Linked DNA regions of Homo sapiens: region 2 is linked to region 1. A link is a loop called in an ENCODE intact Hi-C map of the cell type or tissue named here. Cell type or tissue: body of pancreas. All regions are shown on one strand. Links, peaks and the distances in the headings refer to the core of each region. The heading gives the core; the rest is flanking DNA. Region 1 overlaps AGBL4 (AGBL carboxypeptidase 4). Region 2 overlaps AGBL4 (AGBL carboxypeptidase 4).

Region 1 (8,338 bases), core at 115-8,114:
CTGTCAGGGGGCAGGGGGAGGGAGAACATCAGGATAAATAGCTAATGCATGTGGGGCTTAATACCTAGGTGACAGGTTGTTACATGCAACAAACCACCATGTCACAAGTTTCCCTATGTAACAACCTGCATGTCCTGCACATATCTCTAGGAATATAAAATAAAATAAAATAAAATAAAATAAAATAAAATAAAATAAAATAAAATAAAATAAAATAAAATAAAAAAATAAAATAAAATATAAAATAAAATAAATAAAAATAAAATAAAATAAAATGTGGGCTGGGCACAGTGGCTTATGCCTGTAATCCCAGCACTTTGGGAGGCCAAGGCGGGTGGATTGCCTGAGGTCAGGAGTTTGAGACTAGCCTGGCTAACATGGTGAAACCCCGTTTCTACTAAAAATACAAAAAAATTAGCTGGGTGTGGTGGTGTATGCCTGTAGTCCCAGCTACTCGGGAGGCTGAGGCAGGAGAATCACTTCAACCTGGGAGGCAGAGGTTGCATTGAGCCAAGATTGCGCCATTGCACTCTAGCTTGCACTACAGAGTGAGACTACGCCTCAGAAAAAAAAAAAGTGCATGTGAAAGAAGGGTAGGAAAAACATAATTGTTCATTAATTTCAAGAGTTTTTTTTTTAATGACAATATAAAGCTAAATGTGACAATAATTGTAGTGTAGATTTTCTCATAATTACTACTCCTCAGATGGCTTGCAATCCAAAAAAGGGTTGGGGGAGAGGAGAAGAGAAGGAGGAAGGTTTATTATAGCCCAACAGGTTCATCTTGCCTGCTGCACAGAAAAAACCAATCACTAAGACAGCAGATGTTGCATCCAAGAAAGTTTAACAAGGCAGCTGAGCAAGGAGGATGGGAGATATTTCCTCAAATCCATCCTCCAGAGAATTTGGAGGCTAGAGTTTTTAGCAGTAGTTTCATGGGCAGGGGGATAGGGAATGGATACTGTTGATTGGTTGGGTTGGGGATGAATTCACAACAGTGCTGAAAATGTCTTCACATGCTGAGTCCATTCCTGGGTGGGGGTCATCGGTCTGGGTAGCGTCAATTGGTCTGCCAGAATGGAAGGTCTAAAAAATATCTCAAACAACAGTCTTAGGTTTCATAATAGTGATGTTATCTATAGAGGCAATTAGTGAAGTTTACAAATCTTGTTCCCACCAGCCACTTGGCTCCTGAGCAGGAAGCAAACTAGGAAACGATGACTAGGTATTGTTTAATTATTCCTATACCTTAGCAGAATTCAAGCCCCTACCATAATTTTAACCTTGTGTCCTTTCATTAGTTTTACAAAGGCAGTTTCAGTCCCCAAACAGGGAGGGAGTTAGCTTTGGGAAGGGACTATTAGCATACTTGCTTTAAAATTAAACTATTAAACTAAATTCCTTAAACTATAGACTAAATTCTTCCCATAGTTAGTTAAGCCCACACATAGTGATTAGCAAAGACAGTTAGCTTGTGATGTTAGAAGCAAGATGGAGTCAGTTCTGTTAAATTTCTCTCACTGTTATAATTTTTGCAAAGGTTGTTTCAGGTTCACCTTGCATTGAAGAACTAACTGCCTTTTTTCCTCTGGAGAGGAATCAGTAGAGGGTCTAATTGTCCCACAGCCCAGAATCATTTGATAGCTCCTAGCTGAAATGATGCTGTAAATTGAGAGATACTGATCAGTGAATGCCTGCTTCACAATGCATACCAATCAAAGGTCATTTATGGACCTTTCTTATTAAGTTTTCAAACATTATGTTAGCACATATTATATGCCACAAACAAGACATGCTCCTTGTCCTCAAGGAGCTCTTAATCCAGTGAGAGAAATGGATTATAACCAGACAGTTAAATCACAGTCATTCAAACTATGAGAGAGGCAAGTATAGGCAGTGGAAGCACAAAGGAAGAATTTCTAACCATGGCTTACGATCAGGAAAGGCTTCCTACAGGAGGGTCATACCAAAGTGAAGTTATGAGGATTACAATATAATTAGCCAGGCACAGAGTTCAAAGAAGGCATTTTATGCAGAATAGCACAACGAACTAGCTATTTTTTCCATGGCCAAATTAGAGCACAGGCATGGAAGAGATTAATCTGGAGAGGTATGCAGGAAAGATCATCTAGGGCACAAACTGCCATGTTAAAGAGATCGGAATTTGTCTTAAAGACAATAGGAAGCCATTCAAGGGGGTTCAGAAGGGGTGAGACATGGTGAGATTTGTGTTCTTGAGAAATCATCTTTGCCCCTGTATAAGCATACTGAGGCTGTTAATGGAGACCTGTGGGTCTCCTGTTCAGGGAACCGCTATAAAAGCAGAAAAACACCCCTTTGGTTTTGTTACTAAATTGGATTTTTAAAATAATGACACAAAGTTACCCTTATCTCATTGGGTTTTAATGCCACATATCTAGGCTGTTTTTGTTTTGTTTTATATCCTTGATATAACATTGCAGAAAGAAATTATCATTTCCCATTTTACCAATTAATGAACAGAGGTCTGCTGAGATTTAATAACTAACACAGGTCACAGAGTAATGACAGAACTGGGATGCACACCCAGGTCTGTGTGACTACAAAGTCTCTGCTCTTGTACTTTTACTACATCTGCAATTATGGACTAGATCAAAAATGTTACTCCGAAATTTTATTTCTGGGGAAGAACAAAATTGCCAAAGGATGGTTGGTAGAATAACATTTGCCTTCATTACATGATAAAAAGCAAATTGTCAGCAAAAGAAGGTAAAGACAGGAAGGAAAGTTGCATGCCAATATCTTTCAATAATATAGAAACAAACTATTAACAAATTAACATCAACAAAATATTAGCAAATCAAGTACAATGATGTGTGAAAAGAATTATACATTGGGATTTATTCCAGGTATGCAAAACTGGCTCAACATTAAAAAATTAATGAGAGTACCACATAGACAGGCTATGGAAAAAAAATTGACAGAATTCAACACCCATTCATGATTTAAAAGAAAAAAAAACTCAGAAAACTAGGAATAGAAAGAAAGTTCCTCAACTTGATGGAGAACATCTACAGAAAACCTCTAGATTACATTGGTACTTAATGGTGAGAAATGGAATGTTTATTCCTCAAGATCAGGAACAAGGAAAGATGTCTCCCCTGAAAACTCCCATGTAACATTGTAAGTATGGGAAGTCCTAGCTATTGTGACAGGACCAGAAAAGGAAATACAAGGTATACAGTTTGGAAAGGAAGAAAAAGCAAGTTGTCTACTAAAAATGAACAAAATGTTTTTACTATGTGAACTAAAGTAATATCAATTGTAACTAATTTCACATATTGCCATACTATTTACAACATGTTTTCATTGACACTATCTTATTTGAGCCATTGAGTTAGATGAGACAGATATTTATTTCTCTTCCCTAAAGAAGAGAGGTAGCTAATTTAATACCCATCTACAGTAGTAATGTTTAAGAGTAAAGGCTACGTAATCAGATCTTATTTTGAGTTCCATTCTACCACAAGCTGTGTTACCTTAGGCATGTTATTAAACCTATAGACATCTTTCCTCATCTGTACAGGGGGGAAAGTAAGATCCATTTCAGAAAAATTGTTTCAAGTAACAAATGATATTTCAATCCAGACATCTCATATACTAGCTTTATAACCTATGCCAAGTTACTTACAATTCTAGCCTTTTTTTTCAACTGTGATATGGGAATATTGATACAGCCTACTTTTGGATTTTTTTTTAGGATTAAACTAGAAAATGTATGTAAAGCACTTATTATGGCGTGTTACACAATAAGGACTTAGTAAACGGCAATGGTCATTGTTACTGTTGTTGTATCCATTGTTTGTCTTTGATGATAAAGCAAGTAACTGAGGGAAGGGTGTGGGCAAAAGAAGAAGGATCAGTTCAGTAGAGAAGTCAGGACACACATACGAGTGGCTAGATTGCAGAGGATCATGAATGTCAGACTAAGGCAGAGAAGAGATAGAAGGTTTAGAACCTTGGAGGAAAATGATTCAAAGAAAGTTTCTCTTGCTGCTATATGCCAACCCAGTCTTCATGGAGATAAAATTCCCATGTCAGAAAATTTGTGAACAGTTTAGAATTCCAATGATGTATTCTTGCTTATAATTTCCCATCAAGTTTTGCCCTCTCCTTTTTCCCAGACAGCTTATTTTCAAGAAGGAGGAGGGAGGGAGGGAGGGAGGAAGGAGAGGCCAGGCACCCCTCAATGATCCAGGGCCACTGGGAGGCAGTGCCAGCACCTGCTGTTGTTCAGGGAGTAAGATGCAGCCCTGATTTAGCATGATTGCTGCTGAAAGTCCTTGGAGCCTGGCCAGCTTGTATCCTTCCTGGGGTTCTTATTTTGCAATCTGTTTGCAAATAGAAGGAATGTTGCCAATTTGACTGGGGCGTAGAATCCAGCAGAGATGATGACGGTAATAACTCTGCAGTAGCTGGGCACTGAAACCATCAGGGAACCTGGGGGGAGAGGGGAGATCTGTTGCTTTGAATAACAATTCTTGGCCCTAATGGCCTTAGGGTGATAGGTGGGACTTTCAGCCCATTCTCCTCCTGGGCCAGCATCTGTTCCTTGGATTAAAGAAAAGGCTGCCATTCTCTACAGAAATAAAAACCCACTTGTTTGGTATGAGCAAAGTTGTCCCTGGCCTGGGTCGACTTCTTCTGACAGGGCAAGGAAGTAGTAGAGATGGACAGGACCCTGAAAGGAATTTACAGAAGTGTGAGTTTTGCCAGGTCTGTGTGTTACTGCTTGGAGAGGCTGGCTCAGGATGCCAGGTTAGGCTAGCAAATTCAAAGGCAGACGTTCCTGCCTACACAGCAGCCTCCTGGCCGGAAGTTGGGGGCGGATCCAGATGGGAATCATATGCCTGTGCCATGTGTGTTTGCATTGGAGGTGAAAGGAATCTCATGGCTGACAACTTTCTTAGGGCTCTGTGCAGAACTCACAGCATGAGGAGTGAGGAAGCTGCTAGGGTGATTCTGTGCCTTGAATTTTAGGAAATCATAATAGGCTTAGGTACTTGGACTGAACCTGGGCCTGTCATCTAATTGGATGCCAGATTAGGAAACTCTAGACCACTCAAAAAAAGTCTACTTTTTCTTGTCACATAAGGAAAAACTGTCCGATGCCACTGTTTTATGCTTTTTCAGTTTCTGTCCTTCCTTTCCATTCCAAGAATCAAATTCAGTGAATGTTTAAGCACCTACTAAATGCGAGAAACCAAGTGCTACAGGAAGCAAGAGTCATTGTCTTCATCTTCTAGATAAGAAACTGAGATTGGTCACATAGCTAGTAAGTGGCAGAATCAGTATTCTCTGTTCCACAGCTTACCTCTCCAGCTTCATCCCTTGCAATTTCCCTGGCGTATTCTACATTCTAGCTGTATTGAACTGCTCTTAATTTCTTGAGCACTCTTTCTTTAACCTGTGTTTTTTACACAGACTTTTCTATCTGTCTGTAACTTTCTCCTCCCTCCTGGCCTCTCACCACTCCTAGCTTCCTGCTCTCAATCTGTTTTTGAATAAATCCTACTCATCCTTCAGATCTCAGCACAGCTATTACTAACTTCAGAGAGCTTGTATCTGGCACATAGTATGGACTCAATAAATGTTTTAAAAATAAGTGAATGAAGCAAGATTCTCTTGGCCAGATGTGAGACAATGGAATAGAAACTAGGGATTGACAAAAATGAGAAAAGCCAGAAGATGAAAGTTGTATTTTGGAGAAATTAAGCTGAAGGAATGAGCTGCCTTGGATTTTTTGGAATGCTTTTGGCCTTGAGCATAGGCAGAGAAGGAACCATTAAAAATGCTGACCAGCCAAGATACTTACAGTAAGATATTGGGTCTTTTTTGACTTTAGGTTCAGATCAAATGTGGAGTCTATTGTGCCACTTGGTTAAAAGGTCCTATTATCTTCTGCAAAAGCAACAACATATTTTTCTAGAATCTTCACTGCATTTATGACATTGACTGAGGTTGCTGCTGACAGTGTTGACACAGAAGAGGCTCTGCCTTAACTAAGTTTATCTCCCAAGGACTTATTCCTTTACATTCTGGCAGCTAGGTACCTATTTTTCATGTTGATAAACCCAAAGAACTCAATTCAATTTCTCTGAGAGTTTTATCCTCCTATCTTCCCACTACAGGCAACTCACAGGGCTATGACCTTTTCAGGGCTATGACCTTTCCATGGGGAAGTTGTTACATAAAAATATTTTAAAATCTCAGAGTCACAGACTGTCAGAACTATTAGAGACCTTAAAAATCATTTAGACATACTCCTAACAATGGGAATGAAGTCACAGAGAAAGTAATGGTTAATTAACTAGGGTCTCCTGACTCTTTTATTTGGAACTTTTTCTATGATACCTTAACCATAGTCCAATAGTCATTAAATTTGAGAGTTTGGGGTAGAGGGACAAGGAGGATGAGCTCAACTGCACAATTTGAGTTATCAGAACTATCACTGGCTTTCAAGTCAGACATACTCAAGGTTGAATCCTAGTTCCACCTCTACAAGCTTTGTGACCTCAGGAATGTAACTTGATTTCTCTGAACCTCTATTTTCTCAACTGTATAATAGAGATATTGATGTTCACATTGCAGCATTGTTGTTAGGAATAATGCTGATAAACCCAGAATGCCTAACAGTAGGCATTAGCTATCATGTATTGCAGTAAGTGGCATTTTTTTATTAAAGATACTTTAACAAAATTGGGATAATTGAAACATTTTTAAGGGTCTTAGTTGACAAACCATTTATCTCAATAATACGCAATTACTCTGGTACATTTCAGCAACTTGTAGTTGCCATTCTCTAGACAAAGATACGTTGTCACAGAAAGTCATCAGTGGGTGATGTTTGGGCTTTCTTTAGTTTGCTTTAGAGTCACTACTATGACTCCAAGTTGCTATGGAGGCTTGAACACTTCAGAGTTAGAATTGCAGTAAACTATAGATGTCTTGCTGTGTTAGAGTCTTTGAACAGTTAGGTGAACTGCTAAAATCTCCTGAGATTTGATATAAATAGAGTCCTGGGGAGTGAGGCCTACCCACTAAAGAGACAAAGTGCTACACTTGGGCATTTTCCATTGGAGAGTCACAGAAGCTCCTTAAATGTAATCTAATGGTAGTGTTTTCTGGGGTAATAGAAGCAATACTGCACTTGAAATTAGGAAGTCTGGGCTCTAGTGCCATCTTTTTCACTGAATAGATTCTGATCCTAGACAGGTTGTTTAGTCTTACTTCTGACTTCCTAGTTTGACTCTAGGTTCCTCCACTACACTATGTTGTTTCACATCTCTACCTATATTCACAGTTTTTCTGTCTGAAATGTTTTATATTATCCCAAATCCCCAAACTTTACCTGGAAATCTTACTTTTCCTCAAAGTCTTAAGTCAGAGAGAGCCTTCTTTAGGAAAACATCCCTGATCTACCAGGCTGGCATTGGTCCTTTCCTCTATGATCCCAGAGGCTCCACTTTGTCACTCTGCCATGTTCTGGTAACACTGCATTGTAAACAACTATTTACATCTACCTCTTCCATAACCTACTGTGAGGTCCTGGAGAGTGGGGGTACATAGCATTTTTTGTTATATCCTCAATGCTTACACTGTAGTATGTACAAGGTAGAACTCTAACAGAAACTGAATGAATAGGATTTGGGTAGGTGGAAGGGAGAAATCCAGGGAGACTTAAGTGATGAGAACAAAGACATGGATGCTGGAATGAATAATAGTTCTACATTCAATTAATTTATTTATTCATGGATTCACTTACGCATTCATACATTTATTCATTTATTTAGCAATCATTACAACTGGAGCCTACTGAATGCCAGGGTACAAAGAAAAATAAAGTCTTATCCTTAAGAATGTTCCATTTTGGAGGATGAGGGATGCAGACAAGTAAACAAGTATTTTACAATAAAGCATGATGATTGCTGTGATAGAATGCACAGGTTGCAGAGGGAGAAAAGAGGAGGTACCTATGTGAGTTTGAGGATTAAATAAAGCTCCTCGGAGGAAATGACACCTCAGCTGAGTCTCAGAACATGCGTAGGAGTGAACCAGGCTGGCAGAGGAGGAAAAGCATTCTAGAGCTATGTTGGGGCTGTTGAAGAGCCAGATCTGGCAGAAATAGAGAGCTTAGTCTGGAAAAGCTGGGCTACATGAGGTTGGAGAGATTGACTTAGTGACATAGGATTCAAAACCATTTTTAGATGTGGGAAAGCACAATTAAACTCAAAATTGGGGTGGTCTCATAGGCATGCCACAGTTGGCAGAGAGAATCAGTTTGGGAAGACTTAGCTGA
Region 2 (8,338 bases), core at 13-8,012, 350 kb before region 1:
TCCCAGAGATTCTGGTATGTTGTGTCTTTGTTCTCATTGGTTTCAAAGAACATCTTTATTTCTGCCTTCAAATTCAGGAAATACAGAGAATGCCACAAAGATACTACTCGAGAAGAGCAACTCCAAGACACTTAATTGTCAGATTCACCAAAGCTGAAATGAAGGAAAAAATGTTAAGGGCAGCCAGAGAGAAAGGTTGGGTTACCCGCAAAGGGAAGCCCATCAGACTAACAGCTGATCTCTTGGCAGAAACTCTACAAGCCAGAAGAGAGTGGGGGCTAATATTCAACATTCTTAAAGAAAAAAATTTTCAACCCATAATTTCATATCCAGCCAAACTAAGCTTCATAAAAGTGAAGGGGAAATAAAATCCTTTAGAGACAAGCAAATGCTGAGAGATTTTGTCACCACCAGGCCTGCCCAACAAGAGCTTCTGAAGGAAGCACTAAACATGGAAAGGAACTGGTACCAGCATAACCGGTATGAGCATCTGCAAAAACATGCCAAATTATAAAGACCATTGATGCTAGGAAGAAATTGCATCAGCTAACAAGCAAAATAACCAGCTAACATCATCATGACAGGATCAAATTCACACATAACAATATGAACCTTAAATGTAACTGGGCTAAATGCTCCAGTTAAAAGACACAGACTGGCAAATTGGATAAAGAGTCAAGATCATCAGTGTTCTGTATTCAGGAAACCGATCTCACGTGCGGAGACACACATAGGCTCAAAATAAAGGGATGGAGGAAGATCTACCAAGCAAATGGAAAGCAAAAAAAGGCAGGGGTTGCAATCCTAGTCTCTGATAAAACAGACTTTAAACCAACAAAGATCAAGAGAGACAAAGAAGGCCATTATATAATGATAAAGCGATCAATTCAACAAGAAGAGCTAACTATCCCAAATATATATGCTGCCAATGCAGGAGCACCCAGATTCATAAAGCAAGTCCTTAGAGACCTACAAAGAGACTTAGACTCCCACACAATAATAATGGGAGAGTTTAACCCCCACTGTCAACATTAGACAGATCAACGAGACAGAAAGCTAACAAGGATATCCAGGAATTGAATTCAGCTCTGCACCAAGCAGACCTAATAGACATCTACAGAACTCTCCACCCCAAATCAACAGAATATACATTCTTCTCAAAACCACAGCTCACCTATTCCAAAATTGACCACATAGTTGTAAATAAAGCACTCCTCAGCAAATGTAAAAGAACAGAAATTATAACAAACTGTCTCTCAGACCACAGTGCAATCAAACTAGAACTCAGGATTAAGAAACTCAGTCAAAACCGCTGAACTACATGGAAATTGAACAACCTGCTCCTGGACATTTTTTTCTTTAAGAATGTTGAATATTGGCCCCCAATCTCTTCTGGCTTGTAGGGTTTCCACTAAGAGGTCTGCTGTTAGTCTGTTGGATTTCCTTTTATAGGTGACCTGGCCTTTCTCTCTGGCTGCCCTTAAAATGTTTTCTTTCGTTTCGATCTTGGAGAATCTGATGATTATGTGTCTTGGGGTTGGTCTTCTCATGGAGTACTTTACTGGGGTTGTCTGTATTTCCTGAATTTGTACATTGGACTATCTTGCTAGGTTGGGGAAGTTCTCCTAGATGATATCCTGAAGTGTGTTTTTGAACTTGGTTCCATTCTCCCGGTCTCTTTCAGATACCTCTATCAGTCGTACGTTCAGTCTTTTTATATAATCCCATAGTTCTCGGAGGTTTTGTTTGTTACTTTTCATTCTTTTTTCTCTAATCTCATCTACCTTCCATAATTCAGCAAGACAGTCTTCAAGCTCTTATATCCTTTCTTCTGCTTGGTCTATTTGGCTGTTGATACTTGTGTTTGCATTGTGAACTTCTCATGTTGTGTTTTTCAGCTCCGTCAGGTCAGTTATATTCATCTCTAAACTGTTTTATTTTCTAGTTAACAGTTCCTGTAATGTTTTGTCATGCTTCTTCATTTCTTTGCAATGAGTTAGAACATAATCCTTTAGCTAGTAAAGTTTGTTATTACCCATCTTCTGAAGCCTACTTCTTCCAATTCATCCATTTCAGCCTTAGCGCAGTTCTGTGCCCTTGCTGGAGACGTGTTGTGATCATTTGGAGGAGAAGAGGCACTCTGGCTTTTTGAGTTTTCAGCATTTTTATGTTGATTCTTTCTCATCTTCATGGGTTTATCTACTTTTGATCTTTGAGATGCTGACCTTGGATGTGGTTTTGTGGGGTGTTTTTCATTTATGTTGTTGTTGTTTCTTTGCACTTGTTTTTCTTTTAGCAATCAGACCCCTCTTCCTTAGGGTTGCTGCGTTTTGCTTGGGGTCCACTCCAGACCCTATTCACTTGGGTCCCTCCTGCCCCTGGAGTTATCACCAGTGGAGGCTGCAGAATAGCAAAGATGTCAGCCTGTTCCTTACTGTAGGAGCTCTGTCTCAGAGGGTCACTGACCTGATGCTGGCTGGAATGCTCCTGCATGAGGTTTCTGGAGACTCCTGTTGGGAGGTCTCACCCAGTCAGGCGGAGTGGGATCAGGGACCCACTTAAATAAGGGGTCTGGCTTCCCCTTGGCAAAGCGGGTGTGCTGCAGTTGGGCAGAATCCTCGGGCTACCCTGACTCCTGAGAGCCAGCAGTTAGAAAAGACTAAGACCACTGATTGACAATACTGCAGCCGCCCCTCTTCCTAGGAGCTTCTCTCAGGGATATCAGAGTTCTGTTTATAAACCCCTGGTTGGGGATGCTGAAATTCTCACAGAGGGGTTCTTCCTGGTTAGGAGTGGATCTGGGTCCCGCTGTCTGGCCTTGAACTGTCCCAGCTGCTGTGCTGCGCTGTGGGGAATTGCTCCTTGTCCAAATTGCCCAGTCTTGCTGGCACTGGCAGCAGGGGAAAACAACCAACTGGAGCCCTAGTGATGGTGGCCATCCCTACCCATTGCCAGTACTCAGTCTTCTTAGGCAGTCTCCAGCCTGCTGTGCCTCACTGGAGTTTCCAGAACCAGACAATGCAAAAACTCCTGTGTCTCAGTGCCTGCTCGAGCAGCCACCTACCCGAGCAGTCCCTGTGAGTCTGCACAGCTATGTGCTTGGGGTCATGAGGGACTTCCTTATTTGTGGGTTGCAAGGATCTGTGGGAAAAGCAAGATGATGTCCTTCTTGTATAATAGCTTTCAGGTGTTCTCTATATTTCTTGTATTTGGATGTCTACCTCTACAGCAAGAGCATGGAAATTTTCTTGAATTATTTCCTCAAATATGTTTGCCAAGTTGTCTACTCTTTTTTCCTTCTGTCTCTGAAATGCCTGTACATCATTAGGTTTGGTAATTTTCCATAATCTTATGTTTCTTGAAGGCTTTGTTCATTAAATAAATTTTTTTTGCTTTGTTTTTGACTGATTGGGCTAATTAGAAAGACTGGCCTTCAAGCTCTGAAATTCTTCCTTATGCTTGGTCTAGCCTATTGCTGAAGCTCTCAACTATATTTTGGAATTAATTCAGTGAATTTTTCATTTCCAGAAATTCTTTTTTATTATATCTTGTCTTTCACATCCTGAATTGTTTTTTTCTAGTTTCTTTGTGTTGATTTTTAACTTTCTCTTGGCACTCATTGAGCTTTCTTACAATATATATTTTGAATTCTTAATCATCATTTTAGAATTTTAATTTTGGTCAGGATCCATTGTAGAGAGCTAGTGCAATCCTTTGGTGGTGTCAAAAACTTTGTCTTTTTGTACTGCCAGAGTTCTTGCACTAATTCCTTCTCGTCTCAAGAAGCTGTCACTTCTTATTTTGAATTTGCTGTTGTTTGAGTGGGATTTCTTTTTTTTTAATTTGTACCTTGAGAATGTGACTGCAGTGTATCTTGTGTATGTTTCTTTGGCTTTGTTTCTGGATGCTTTCAGGGGCCAAGGCTCTGAATAAGTTCCTTGGTGTTATGGGTAGCTTTTGTGTGGTGGCTTTCTCAAATGCTGCTTGTTGTAGTAATGTGTTTGGCATATGAGCCAAACACACAATCTTCTGCAAGATTGGAAATGCGGAGGTCTCAGGAAGCGTCTGTCTTACATTAGCTCTATGCCCTTCTGATAGCAGATTTCTTACATGGTGGGGCAGTTAAGTCTTCAGTCCAGTAGGTGGTGTTTAAGAGTAGGCACTAGCTCCTTCTTTCACAGCCTGATAACTAATGAAAGGACCCTCTTTGATGGGGTTGGCAGGGGAAATTTGTGTTGGGATGTGCTGAGGTCTTGGGGAGAGGGGTAGGGGGCGCTGCACCAGTTCCTTGTCCTGGGCAGGCAGGAACACAATCCTTTTCCCTATCATGCCCTTGTTGCAAGGTTTATGATCTTCAATTAATAGACTTGTGCTTTATCTCCCAGCCACAGTGCAACTGAGATTCTTGAAATAAACCTCTCTGGCTGCTACCACAAAAGTGGTTGCAGGGCAGATCCTCTTCCCCCATTCCAGAGCAGACAATTCTGTGGCTTGTCTGTGCTGTGTTGCTAGGACGCTACTGCTCTGTGTACGGAGGGCAGATGGCCCATGCCCTGTCTGCAAGCCCAGGTGGTACAGGTACCCTTTCAGTGGGGTGCAGCTACCATGAATAGTGCTGGAAATGCTGTTTCCAAGGGCACTCATGTCAGCCCCCAGCAGAGAAAGCCTCTGCTACATCCACAATAGTGAATAGGGGGAGTGGGGTTTACTCCTCCGTATCTGTTTCTGGCCACTAGTACCACCCGCTTCACAGATAGGGACTGCGTTCACATTTCCTTTGTATCAAGGTGCACTTAGGTGAGCTGTGCTCCTCCATCTCCTAGGGGCAGCCCATGTTGAAGGGATCCTGCAATTTTCCAAGGTCCCACTGGTTCCCTGTAGTTGCCAAAGTCAGAGAAGAGTCTGTGGTATATTTGCAGGGGATCTGGTGATATGGTGACACAATGGCTGAGGATCCCCAGGAAGAGCAATGGCCCACAACAGGTGCACAACCAGTGTGGCACCTGCTATGTCAGTTTAGGCCTGAGGGGAGTGTGAATGCACCTCCATGAGCTGGCCACTCAGTGCTCTGTCCCTAGGAAGTTTCTGAGTTGCTACTGACCGCATTTCCTAGGGTTGCAAGGGCAGAGGCATTCCCCAGCAATTTAGTCGTCAGCAGTTTGTCACAGCGGTGAGGGGAGCAAAGAAACACTCTCACTTACCCTTTCTGTGGGACTTCAAGTTCCTCAGGGGTCAGCCTTTGCCATATTCTTGCTGCCTTCCTTTTCTGTGCCCCCAGCTTTTTTCCTATGGGCTCTCACAGACCTTGGCTCACTTCCTTCAGCTTTCCACTCAGATCATGACCATTTACCTGTAACTTTGAATTTCTTTCTCAGGAGAATTGGCATCTGATGTCTCTATTCAGCCATCTTGGGGAAAAAAAGAACAAGGAAACTCTTCTGCTTACTTTGGATTCAAATATTTTACTAAAAGGAAAACATAGATGATTGATTTCAGAGTATTCTTATTTAGCAATATATGCCTTCAATACTGTAATTTTCCTTCCAACTCCTGCTTTTGATACATCCCACAAATTTTGATGAGTTGTCCTTTCATTTTTATTAAGTTCAAAATATTTCTTATATTCTCTTGATATTTTTTACCTATATGTTATTTATAAGTGTGTTGTTTAATCTGCAAGTATTTGGGGATTTTCTGGGTAACTTTTTGTTACTTATTTTTAGTTTCATTCCGTTGTGGCCAGAGAGTAAACATTATATGAATTCCATTCTTTTAAATTAGTTTAGATATGTTTTATGGCTCCAAATGAGGTCTATCTTGGTTAATTTCCTACTAGAGCTTGAGAAGAATGTATATTCTTCTGTTGTTGGATGAAGTAGTTTATAGATGTCCATTATATTGATGGTGATTATAATGATTTATGGTCCATTATATTGATTGTTGAGCTAAAAACTATATCCGTATTGATTTTCTGCCTGCTGGATCTGTCCATTTCTGATAAAGGGGCGTTGAAGTTTCCAACCATAATAGTGGATCAATCTGTTTCTACTTGCAGTTCTAGAAATTTCTGTCTCATGTAGTTTGATGCTCTCTTGTTAGATACATACACATTAAGGGTTGTTATGTTTTCTTGAAGAAGTGACCTGAATCATTGTATATCACTCCATTTATTCCTGATAACTTTCCTTGCTCTAAAGTTGGCTCTGTCTGAAATTAATATAGCTATTCTTATTTTTAGAAATTGGCATTAAATTTTTATATATCTTTTTCCATCCATTTACTTTTAATCTATATGTATCTTTATATTTAAAGTTGGTTTATTATAGATGACATATAGTTGGATCTTGTTTTACTATCCGTTGTTACCATCTCTATCTTTTAGTAGGTCCATTTATAGTGCTTGGCACTCAATGTAATCATTGATACAGTTGGATTAATATCTGCTGTATTTGTCCCTCCTGTCCACTGTATGATTGTTGTCATTCATTTCACATATGCATAAGCATACATAAGTGTGTGTAATTTGATATGCATGCATAGTTATATATATTTTTGCTAGTATTATTTCAATTAGGTCAATGAAGAATGAGAAAAATATGCTTTCATTTTACCTTCACTTATTTATTCTCTGATGCTCTTTATGTTCTGAATTTCTTAGGTATATAATTTTTCTTCTCTTGAAATAATTTCTTTTAACATTTCTTTCAAGACAGGTCTACTGGCTACAGATTCCTTTTTTTTTTATTTGAGAAAGTATTTTTCCTCCATTTTTGAAGGATAATTTCGTAGAGTAAAAGAATTGTAGTTTTTTTTCTCCACACTTTCAATATTTTACTCCGTTGTCTTTTTGCTTGCATAGTTTCTGGAGAGAAGTTGGTTGTAATTCTTATTTTTACTTACCCCTAGATAAGGTGTTATTTCCTCTGTATTCTTTTTGGATTTTTCTTTATCCTTGATTTTCTTTCGTTTTAAAATGATAAGCTTATGTTTAATTTTCTGGCATTTATCCTGCTTGGTGTTCTGTGAGCCTCCTGGATTTGTGGTTTTGTGTCTGACATTAACTTTGGGAGAACTCTTAGTCATCATGTTTGCAAATATTTCTTCTGTTCCATTCTGTCTTTTTTCTAGTATTCCCTTTATGTGTATGTTGCACATTTTGTAGTCGTATTACAGGTTTTGGATATTCTGTTCTTGGTTTTTTTTTTTCCTGTCATTTTTTCCTTTGCTTTTCCATTTTTGAGGTATCTATTGAGATATTCTGAAGATCAGAAGCTCTTTTCTCAGCTGTGTCCAGCCTATATTAAGCCCATTAAAAGTATTCTTCATTTATGTTATAGTGTTTAAATCCCTAGAATTTCTTTGTTGTTCTTTCTTAAAGTTTTTATCTCTGCCTGTATTGCCCATCTGTCCCTGCATGTTGTCTACTTCACCCATTAGCATTCTTAACATATTAATTATAGTTTTAATAAATTGCTGGTGTAATAATTTCACCATCCCTGCCATTTCTGAGTCTGGTTTTGATGCTTGCTTTATCTCCTCAACTATGTTTTTAGTTAGCTGGACATGATGTACTGGGCAGAAGGAAATCCTATAAATAGGCCTTTAGTAATGTGGTGGTAAGATATGGAAAGAGAGGACATCTTCTGTAGTTCTACAATTAGTCCTCAGGTTTTTTTTTTTTTTTTTGGGTCAGTCCATACCTCTGGATTGTGAACTTCTCATAGGCTTCTCTTTCCCTCGTAGGTGGGTCAGGAAGAAGGTCTAGAGTGGGCTGGAGGTGGGTATTCCCCTTCTCTCAAGTCAGTTAAGTTCTGACCAAATCCCTGTAGGTTAGGCTCTGATTACATAGTTTCTCCTGAGAGAAGACCTTGTTAAGTAGAAGAGAATGATCTGGAGTATTTTTAAATGGTTATTTCACCCTCCCCCTGCCTGGATCATGGAGGATCTTTCTCCAGTATTCACCAAGAAGACCTGGTAGAGCTACTGGATGTAAAATTCACAAAACTGTGGGTGCCCCATAATGACTGAGTCCCCCTGTAATTTTTAATGCCAGAGTTGTCCAAACCAATTCTCCAGCAATTCATCAATTAAGAGTTCAGGTTTTCCTGCACTGGCACTGGTTCCTGTGGAGGTTTTTGCTTGTAGGCTGCTTCTCTGTTGTTTCTGTCTTCTGTTTCTTCAGCTTTGAGGGCAGTAGTTTGCCTTATGATCTCATTTCTCTTATGAATCTAAAAGTTGTAGTTTTTTTCAATTTATTTAGCTTTTTACTTGTTAGAATGGAATAGCAATTTCCAAGCTTCTTACCTGCTAGGCTGGAAATGGGAAGCCTTGGTTTGTC

What was found. Hi-C counts contacts between places; a loop is a spot of excess contacts. Peaks named below come from ENCODE experiments on the same cell type or tissue, not always from the same donor. Only the 100,000 strongest peaks of a DNase experiment are listed, where the experiment ranks them.
Region 2: it touches region 1 in a loop (7-fold over the local background); 1 of 110 quality-filtered maps calls a loop at or near these places.

The regions. Positions count from the first base shown.
Region 1 is chr1:49,294,496-49,302,833 of GRCh38, reverse strand. The region is part of intron 3 of AGBL4 (AGBL carboxypeptidase 4); the gene reads left to right. Among named protein-coding and RNA genes, the nearest start is that of AGBL4-AS1, 41 kb to the right of the region's middle. In body of pancreas, for the core only: no CTCF peak of the experiment used is centred there; a DNase peak (open chromatin) is centred at 4,323.
Region 2 is chr1:49,647,203-49,655,540 of GRCh38, reverse strand. All of the region lies in intron 3 of AGBL4 (AGBL carboxypeptidase 4), which reads left to right. Among named protein-coding and RNA genes, the nearest start is that of AGBL4-IT1, 180 kb to the right of the region's middle. In body of pancreas, for the core only: no CTCF peak of the experiment used is centred there; no DNase peak of the experiment used is centred there.